Regions from separate parts of the Mus musculus genome. Here all the other regions are linked to region 1. Evidence: chromatin loops called from intact Hi-C (ENCODE). Cell type or tissue: left cerebral cortex. All regions are shown on one strand.

What was found. Hi-C counts contacts between places; a loop is a spot of excess contacts. Peaks named below come from ENCODE experiments on the same cell type or tissue, not always from the same donor. Only the 100,000 strongest peaks of a DNase experiment are listed, where the experiment ranks them.
Region 2: it touches region 1 in a loop (2.6-fold over the local background); 6 of 42 quality-filtered maps call a loop at or near these places.
Region 3: a loop joins it to region 1, with 2.1 times the contacts of the local background. A loop is called at or near these places in 3 of 42 quality-filtered maps.

What each region holds. Positions count from the first base shown.
Region 1 is chr12:109,748,641-109,751,140 of GRCm38, reverse strand. It overlaps Mirg (miRNA containing gene), which reads right to left. Exons shown (of 8, transcript NR_028265.1): 8 at 1,683-2,046. Among named protein-coding and RNA genes, the nearest start is that of Mir3072, 2.0 kb to the right of the region's middle. In left cerebral cortex, a CTCF peak has its summit at 968 (motif pointing right); DNase peaks (open chromatin) are centred at 464 and 1,190; H3K27ac peaks cover 1,887 bases.
Region 2 is chr12:110,372,190-110,374,689 of GRCm38, reverse strand. No RefSeq gene overlaps it. Among named protein-coding and RNA genes, the nearest start is that of Gm40577, 45 kb to the left of the region's middle. In left cerebral cortex, a CTCF peak has its summit at 1,097 (motif pointing right); a DNase peak (open chromatin) is centred at 1,058; H3K4me3 peaks cover 190 bases.
Region 3 is chr12:109,436,614-109,439,113 of GRCm38, reverse strand. No RefSeq gene overlaps it. Among named protein-coding and RNA genes, the nearest start is that of Dlk1, 16 kb to the left of the region's middle. In left cerebral cortex, a CTCF peak has its summit at 1,197 (motif pointing left); a DNase peak (open chromatin) is centred at 1,202.

The DNA.
Region 1 (2,500 bases):
CCCTACGCTGGGACATCGAGTCTCCACAGGACCAAGGGCCTCCCCACCTATTGATGCCAGCCAGATAAGGCCATCCTCTCTGCTACATATCCAGCTAGAGCCATGGGTCCCTCCATGTGTACTCTTTGGTTGGTGGTTTAGTCCCTGGGAGCTGGGAGGAGGGGTATCTGGTTGGTTGATTTTGTTGTTCTTCCTGGGTTCTTCCCTACTCCTTCATTGGGGACCCCGTGTTCAATCTGACACTTGACTGTGAGCATCTGCATCTGTATTGGTCAGGCTCTGGCAGAGCCTCTCAGGGGACAGCCATACCAGGCTCCTGTCAGCAGGCACTTTAATGGTTCTCCACACGATTTTAGTGTGTGTGTGTGTGTGTGTGTGTGTGTGTGTGTGTGTGTGTGTGTGAGACATTTCTCTCACACACAGTCTGGAGATTCCTGACTTGGCTAAGCTGGCTGGCCATTGAGCTCAGAGATCTCTCTGTCCTTGCTTCCCAGCATGCTGAGGTTATAGACTGTACAGGTACATACTACTGTGACTGCCCTTTTACATGGGTCCTGGGGCTCTGAGCTCAGGTCCTTATGCTTGCATGGAAAGTACCTTACTGGCTGAGCTATTTCTCCTATATACTGGTGTCCTTCTGCTGGGGAGCCCCCCACCTCACCCTATCCCATGTGGGTTGGAAAGGCCACCTTCTGCCTGTCATGTCTGTCAAGTGCATGATCATTTTTGAACTGTTTTTCAAAGGTGCACTCAGTTTCTACCTAAGAGACCTGGGGAAGGAGCTAGAAGTCTGAGCTAGAAGTCTTAAGGGGATGGGGGTAGCTGGAGACTTCAAGGGTCTCTCTGCTGGTCTGATTAGCTGTAATCAAAGCCACCTTACAGGAGGGACAGGAGACAGGCTATCTCCCAAGCCTCAGTTTCCTCCTGTGTCACAAGCAGCCATCTATGAGAAGTGCCACCAGGGGGCTGCAGAGGGACGCTAGAGGGGCAGGTGCCCCCACCTAAGCCCTCTCAGCAAGACGGGGGCTGCCTGCCTGCCTGCCTTTGTCTTGACAACAGGAAGAAGGGGGGATGGAGTCCAGGTCCCCCTCCTCCTGCCCAGCTAGCCCAGATGAGGTGGCTGTGTGGGTGGGCGGGCAGAGGCTCTGGGGAGAACAGTGAGTCACTGCCGGCCAGAGCCTGAGCGGAGCGTGTCCCTCCCGGCTGGAGAGAGCGGTGGCGGCAGGTTTCATGGGTAATTATGTAATTTATGAGTCTCCTGCTCCGGGCTCTGTCTGAGTCAACCCTGCCGAGTCGTGACCAAGCTGAGGCCCAGCAATGAGAGGCGCGTGGGCACAGGCTGTATCCCAGGATCTGGCCTCTGCCCTAGGGGGTTCAGCTTGTACAGATGGAGCTGGAAGGGGGTGGGGCTCATGAGACCCTAGAAGGATAGAAAAGGGTATCTTTTCATGTCCCCGGCACTTGAATCAGACTATGGGGCTGGTAGTGTGTGTGTGTGTGGGGGGGAGGGGGCCAGGAATCCAGGTGTGAACCCCTGCTTCTGGATGTTTGCTTTCAGCCAAGGACTGACGACAGAGACCAGAGACATCCCAAGAGGTCCCTCTTGAAGGAGACCAGACCACACTGTTAACCCCCATGTGCCACTTAACAAAAGTCCCTCTGAATACAGACACGCAAGCATATTTACATTATATGACATATGTTTATTATTCAAAGGGCTACACACACTGAGAACTTTGAAAGCCAAGAGCAGAAACCCCTCCTTCCCCTCCCTGCTCAGTCCCCTGGGTCTGCCTACCCACCCCCCACCTCAGGTTCCTAAGCAAGGGCTGCTCAGATCTGGAATACAAGGCTCTGGGGTGGGAGTTGAAACATGGGTGAGAAGTTGGGGACTCAGAGGTAGATGGCACAGGGCGCAGTGGGGTGGGGTGTGGACAGTCCTCTCAGGTGGGCCGCGGGGAGCATCTTCTGGAGTCAAACATCTTTGTTGTCGGTTGTCGTAAGCGAGAGATCCAGGAAGGGAGGCCACAAAGTCAGGTAGAGCAGCTGCCGTGAGACAGAAGCAAGGAGACATTAGAGGGAGCCCTGAGGTTCTCTGAGTCACCCCAGAACCCTATAATCCCTAAGTTACCTGTGTCCCTCTCAGTCAGTGGCCTTGGCACACCTTCTAGCATAGTTCCTCCATCTTCAAGGAGCCACAGGCACCGCCCAGGACAGAAACCAGATTCAGACCCCAGGCTTCCTGTGGCAAGCCCATCTCCCCTTGCCCCTCCCTGCCAGCATTCTCAGTCCCAACTGGCTCATCCCACCAAGCCCTCCCCATTTCTATTTTTCCTGGCTAAAACCCTCCACAGACACCACCACACCCGGAAAGAGATAAATAAATAAAAGAAAAACAATCTCAACTGTGAAAAGCAGTCCAAATCAGAATTCTTTTCCGGCCTGAGTTAATTACACTTTTAAACTGGCATGTTTACTGATGGGGATTTTGAGTTAACAG
Region 2 (2,500 bases), 620 kb before region 1:
AGCCAGGGCTTGCCTATGGGCTGGACTTCCCTGTCCCAGCAGCCTGGGCTGACGGCAGAGGGCTAACCCCCTCAGTTTGGGGTGGGCTGTGAGCCCCTTCCCAGAAGTCTGTCTCAGCGAGTGTCTGGGGTATTTCCTAGAAGCCTTACTTTGTGGGACTGGGGCTTCAGTGTTCAGTGGCTCAATTCCTGAGATCTTCCTTAAAGAATAAACTGGAGGTCCCAGAGAGCAGCCGTACTAGCACTGTCGGCGTCAGGGACCCACCCCGGTTCTCCCCCGCGCCCCCCGCCCCCCAGTGCCCTCATACGAGGACTCATACGATTTGAGCTTAGTGTTCCCTTAAGGCATGGGTACTGGCCAGCATGTGTGTGTGTTATACAGGGGAGTGGGCACACGAGTGGGCAGAGGGATTGCTCACTGCTTCCTGAGGAATGGGGTCTGGTTCTGGAGTGATCAGGAGCCAAGTCTGGGTTGGCAGGTACTAGTTCTAATTTCTTGCTTGTTGCAGTCTTTTTCAGCCTCAGCTTACATATCCTGGGAATGGGCGTGGGCGTGCGCCTACCTTATTGAACAGCTATGTGCACTAGGTAACTTGGTATGTGGTGTTTAGTCCTTTGGAAATAACTCCCTTGGCTCCTTACACAGGTGTCTCTTTATGGGTTCCAGAAGACTAGCCTGGGACCCCAACTCCTGAGAGGGCCAACAAGCAATACAAGATAAACACAGGCTTTGGACTGGACACAGGTGGACTGCAATCTCCTACTCTGCCAGCTTCTGGCTGTGCAACCTCTGCTAGATACTGAGGATCTCTGTGCTTTTTTTTTTTTTTTCTACAAGTGGATGCTTATTAGTGACGACAGTGCACCAGGAACTATGGTCCAGGCTGCAGAGGACAGAGGAGGCGGTTTTCTTTCAAGGGCGCACGCATTTCCAAGCCAGATAGCCCTCCCCAACTAGGTCTGCGCAGCAAAAATTCATGCGGGACAAGAGCGCAGGCGCCTGACAGCCCGTGGCGTAGCTGCTTCTAGAAGGATCCAGAGGAGTCTGGCGCTGGGCGGATGGGGTGCTTGCGACTGCTGCGTTCCTGCTGATAACCAGCAGGGGGCAGGCTGAGCCCACAAGCCGTCTTGTCCTCGCTTCACCCCGGCCCTGCGGCTGTGTCCCGGGACATGCGGCGTGCTTCTGCGCAGCCAGCGAGCTGCCCCCTCCCCGGGGAGCCTCTCCATCATCCGCGGGCCTAATAATTTACATTTAATTTGTTAGCGGTTTAATGTTTAATTTAAAAAACTGAATGATTCATTGCCATATTAATAAATAATAACATTTATTATTCTTCTAATGAGTGTCCGAAATACAAAAGCAATTACACGTCTTATGTATTCTCTCATAAACTGAGACAGCAGAGTGTTCATTACAGAATTCTGTTGGGGTCTTGATTCCGCCTTCATGGCTGGCCTGGCCCTCGGGCTGTCAGGGGAGTGGTATGTCTTTAAAGCAGCGATTGGCTTGGTTCTGCTCTGGCTTTTCAGGGTCTGGGGGCCCCAGGAGAAGCCTCCAGAGGGTACCCCTTCACACCATACACTGTTCCTTCCACAGACTCTCACTGGTCCCGGGGCGGGGTGTGGTTATGCTTCCTTCCCAGGTAGAGAAACTGAGTCTGGAGGGGGCAGCTCTGAGAGACAGCCGTGAGCATGGCTAGGCTCGGCGAATTGACTCTGAGCATTGTTATTGTTGTTAGGTTTTTTTTTTCTTCTTCTTCCTTTTCTGGGCTTTGGAGCAGGCTGCTACAGGCCCTGAGCAGGAGGGAAGTGGGGAGAGGGACTGGAAGAGTGTGGATGTGTGGCGGAGGGGGTGAGGTGTAGGATCGGGACAAATCCCTAGCCAGCCAACGCCCTAGCTTGCTTCGCTTCTCTGCTCCTTTCAGATGATGTGGAAGGGTAAAAAGAAATGGGGTAGTCAGCAAAGCCAGTTCACCAGTAAGATTCCATCATCTGCTTCCCAGGGGTGGTAGGCGAGGCCAGGGATTTGGAGGGGCAGGGAGAGGTCTGGGCTCTGGCTTTAGGTACCAAATTTCAGGAAGGGGCTGGTTGGGGGGCCCTAGGAATTGGCAGGAAGGTCAGGGTGCTTCTTCAGTCCGGGACATTTTCAAACGAATGCCCAAACAGCTTCCCGTCAAGGACATCCACGTACAGTTGTTCCCATCCTGACCTTTTCACTGGTTTTAATGCCAGCTTCATGCCATCTAGCCAAAATCCTGGCTTCCCACAGCTACACAGCACTGCACAGAGGAGGCCCCCCAGGGTGTGGACACTGACTCGCCACATGGCCTGGCCAGCGCAGCCCTGGGCTAGGCGCTGTAGGAATCCTTGATTGCGGCCTTAGGGTCAGTTCCTAGAAGTGAACAACCGGAGCAGAGGGCAAGAGTGCCCGGGAGGCTCTGGCTCCCTGCTACAGTCCTCCTGCCAGCCTGGGTGTACCCCCACACACTCCCAGAGCAGGC
Region 3 (2,500 bases), 310 kb after region 1:
GCCCTGGGCAACAGCCCCGAGACGGACAGAGTACGCAGGTCAGGTCAGACTGTGTGAGCTACTCTAGCTGGGCCCCAGGAGAGCCACTAGGCCCCAGCAGGGCCTTTGGAAGACATCCCAGTGGAGGTAGAGATGGGCCTTGATAGGTTCAAAGGAGTGTGCCAATTCAGGGGAGGGGGAGGTCTTCCCGGCAACAGGAGGAAGCCCAGCCAGGGCAGGCCAGGCACCCGGGCGCCTGGCTATTTTGGGAGCTGAGTCTCAGAAGAGTGAGGGGAGCAGCTGTCCCTAAGGAGGTGAAGCTTGGAGGGGTCCCCAACATGACCTTACTGGGCATTGCCACAGGAAAAGCTCAGGCAGGTTCCAAGAAGTGAAGCTACAAGGTCAGAGCCTTAAGAAGCCCCAGCGGTCACCGTGGCAGCCATGGTGGAAGAAGGGCATGGCGACAGCTGAAAGGCCAAGGGGCAGAGATGGGGTAGAGGAAGAGGAGTGGGGTGCTGTGGGGCGTGGCTGGAGTAGGGAAGATAGAGGAGAGACACAGAAGTAGAAGTTTAAAGGCAGTTCTCCTCCTTAGCAAGTCCCCCTCCCACTCCTGCGTCTGTTCCGTTTAACACAGACAGGGAAAATACATTCACATATCCCCAAGATGAGTAGTGGTAAGATTTAAAAAAAAAAAGAAAGAAAGAAAGAAAGAAAGAAAGAAAGAAAGAAAGAAAGAAAGAAAGAAAGAAAGAAAGAAAGGCTCCAGACAGAACAGTGTGTATATAATGAACTCATTTATGTAGTGTGAAAGGGAACGTACCAGATCCACTTTTCTATGTATATGTTTACACAGACATAGATGTTTCAGGAAGATCACACAAGAAACTGTTACTGCATTCACCTCTGCTGAGTGGGCGGGGACTGGGGTGGAAGGAGGATTCACTCCTTAAAGTGTCGTGCGGAAGAGAGTCAGTGTTACTCTTTAAACCACTTCTAAAAGAAAAAGAAACAGAGTGGGGGAGATGGCGGCATCTGGCTTATATCCATACATGGCCGGATGTGGTTATCTGGAAGGCAGTGCAGGCCTGAAGGCCCCAGAAGGCTCGCCCTACTCCCCCTTTGCGTGCCTCAACTTTTCTACCACCCTGGGTCCCGCTGGCTCCCCGGGCAGCACACCTGCCCCGCCTAGCGCCCCTGCTCTCGGCGAGCTGGCTGCGCCCCCTGCCGGCGGGTCTCCTGGCCTCGCCTCGCCAACGTGGAGGAGGAAGAGGGCTGGAAGGCGCCTACTCTGCAGCAGTTACCAGTTCATCCCCGGGATGTCTGCATTTCCTCAGAGAGTGGCTCCTGTAGGGAACAGATAAGAGGAGAGCCGTTGTGAATGAATGCAGGCAAGGGGAGCCTATTCATTATCGTTTTCAGCCTAATGAAGCCCTCTGAAGGTTCTCTTCAGAGTGATAAATCCCTCCAGGGCCCCAGTCCTTCCAGTCACGAAGCCACAGGCTTGTCATAACTCATGTCCCAGGAACCATACTGCTTGTTCCAAACTTCCTCAATACAGGCTGCTCAGGAGGCCCAAGAGGAAGACCGATAACAAATTTTTGGAAGCACAGACGTTCCCAGGCATTGATTGTCCAGGCATTCTGACGGATAGTTCTGGGGGTTCACTCCTCCCCGTGGCCCAATCCTATCAGCCTTGGCAGTGTGGGGGCCGGGCAGAGGAAGCTGGCAGAGTCAGCTGTGTATGAGGAGAGGGGACCCAAAGACAGCCAGGAGTCTGTAACTGTGGTAATGGGCCGTCTAAAACGTGGGGGATGTGAGAGGGGTCCTTGTTCTCCCGAGCAAGGTATTTTTTTTGGGCAGTCATATGGGGTGGAAGGTGCCTCAAGCCTGCAGAGTTCCTCCCTCCCCAACTAGGCCCCCTGCCTTCCAGTCACTGCTCCTGACGTCCGTTCCCAGCAAACGCAGCCAGGTGGCTGGATGCTCTCACCCCTCATGGGAGCAGAACAGACAGCTACGTGAGACACAGTCCAGACTACGGCCTGTTCCATACAGTTTCCCATCCGTACAGCCAGGCTTGGCCAAATGGCTCCCTGGTGTCAGGGCGGTGAAGGTCTTCTACATCCCCTCAGCAGGAGGGGCGCACAGAAGAGGCCCGTTCAGGGGTGTGTGAGGATGCGGAAGGGAGCCAGAGGCCCAGGCAGGGGCTGTTTCTCTGTGTGAACATGGAAAGAACGAAGCCCTGCTTCCTCCAGTGGCTTCTTCACCCACACTGCCCACCCCGATGTGTGAAGGACAGTCTCACTTTGCTCAGCTCTTGTGGTAACATCGTTCCCAGACCTTTGTCCTTCCCTATACAAACATAAAGCTCTCCCTAATGTGGTTCTCTGAAGGCCAGCGCCACTTTCACACAGACTCTGCGGTGACACGGATCTGAGACCTTTGGCCCTTCCTTGTACAAACAAGGGCCTTTTCCCAGAGTGGTCCTCTGTCCCGTCCACCCCCAATTAGGGAACGTGGGATG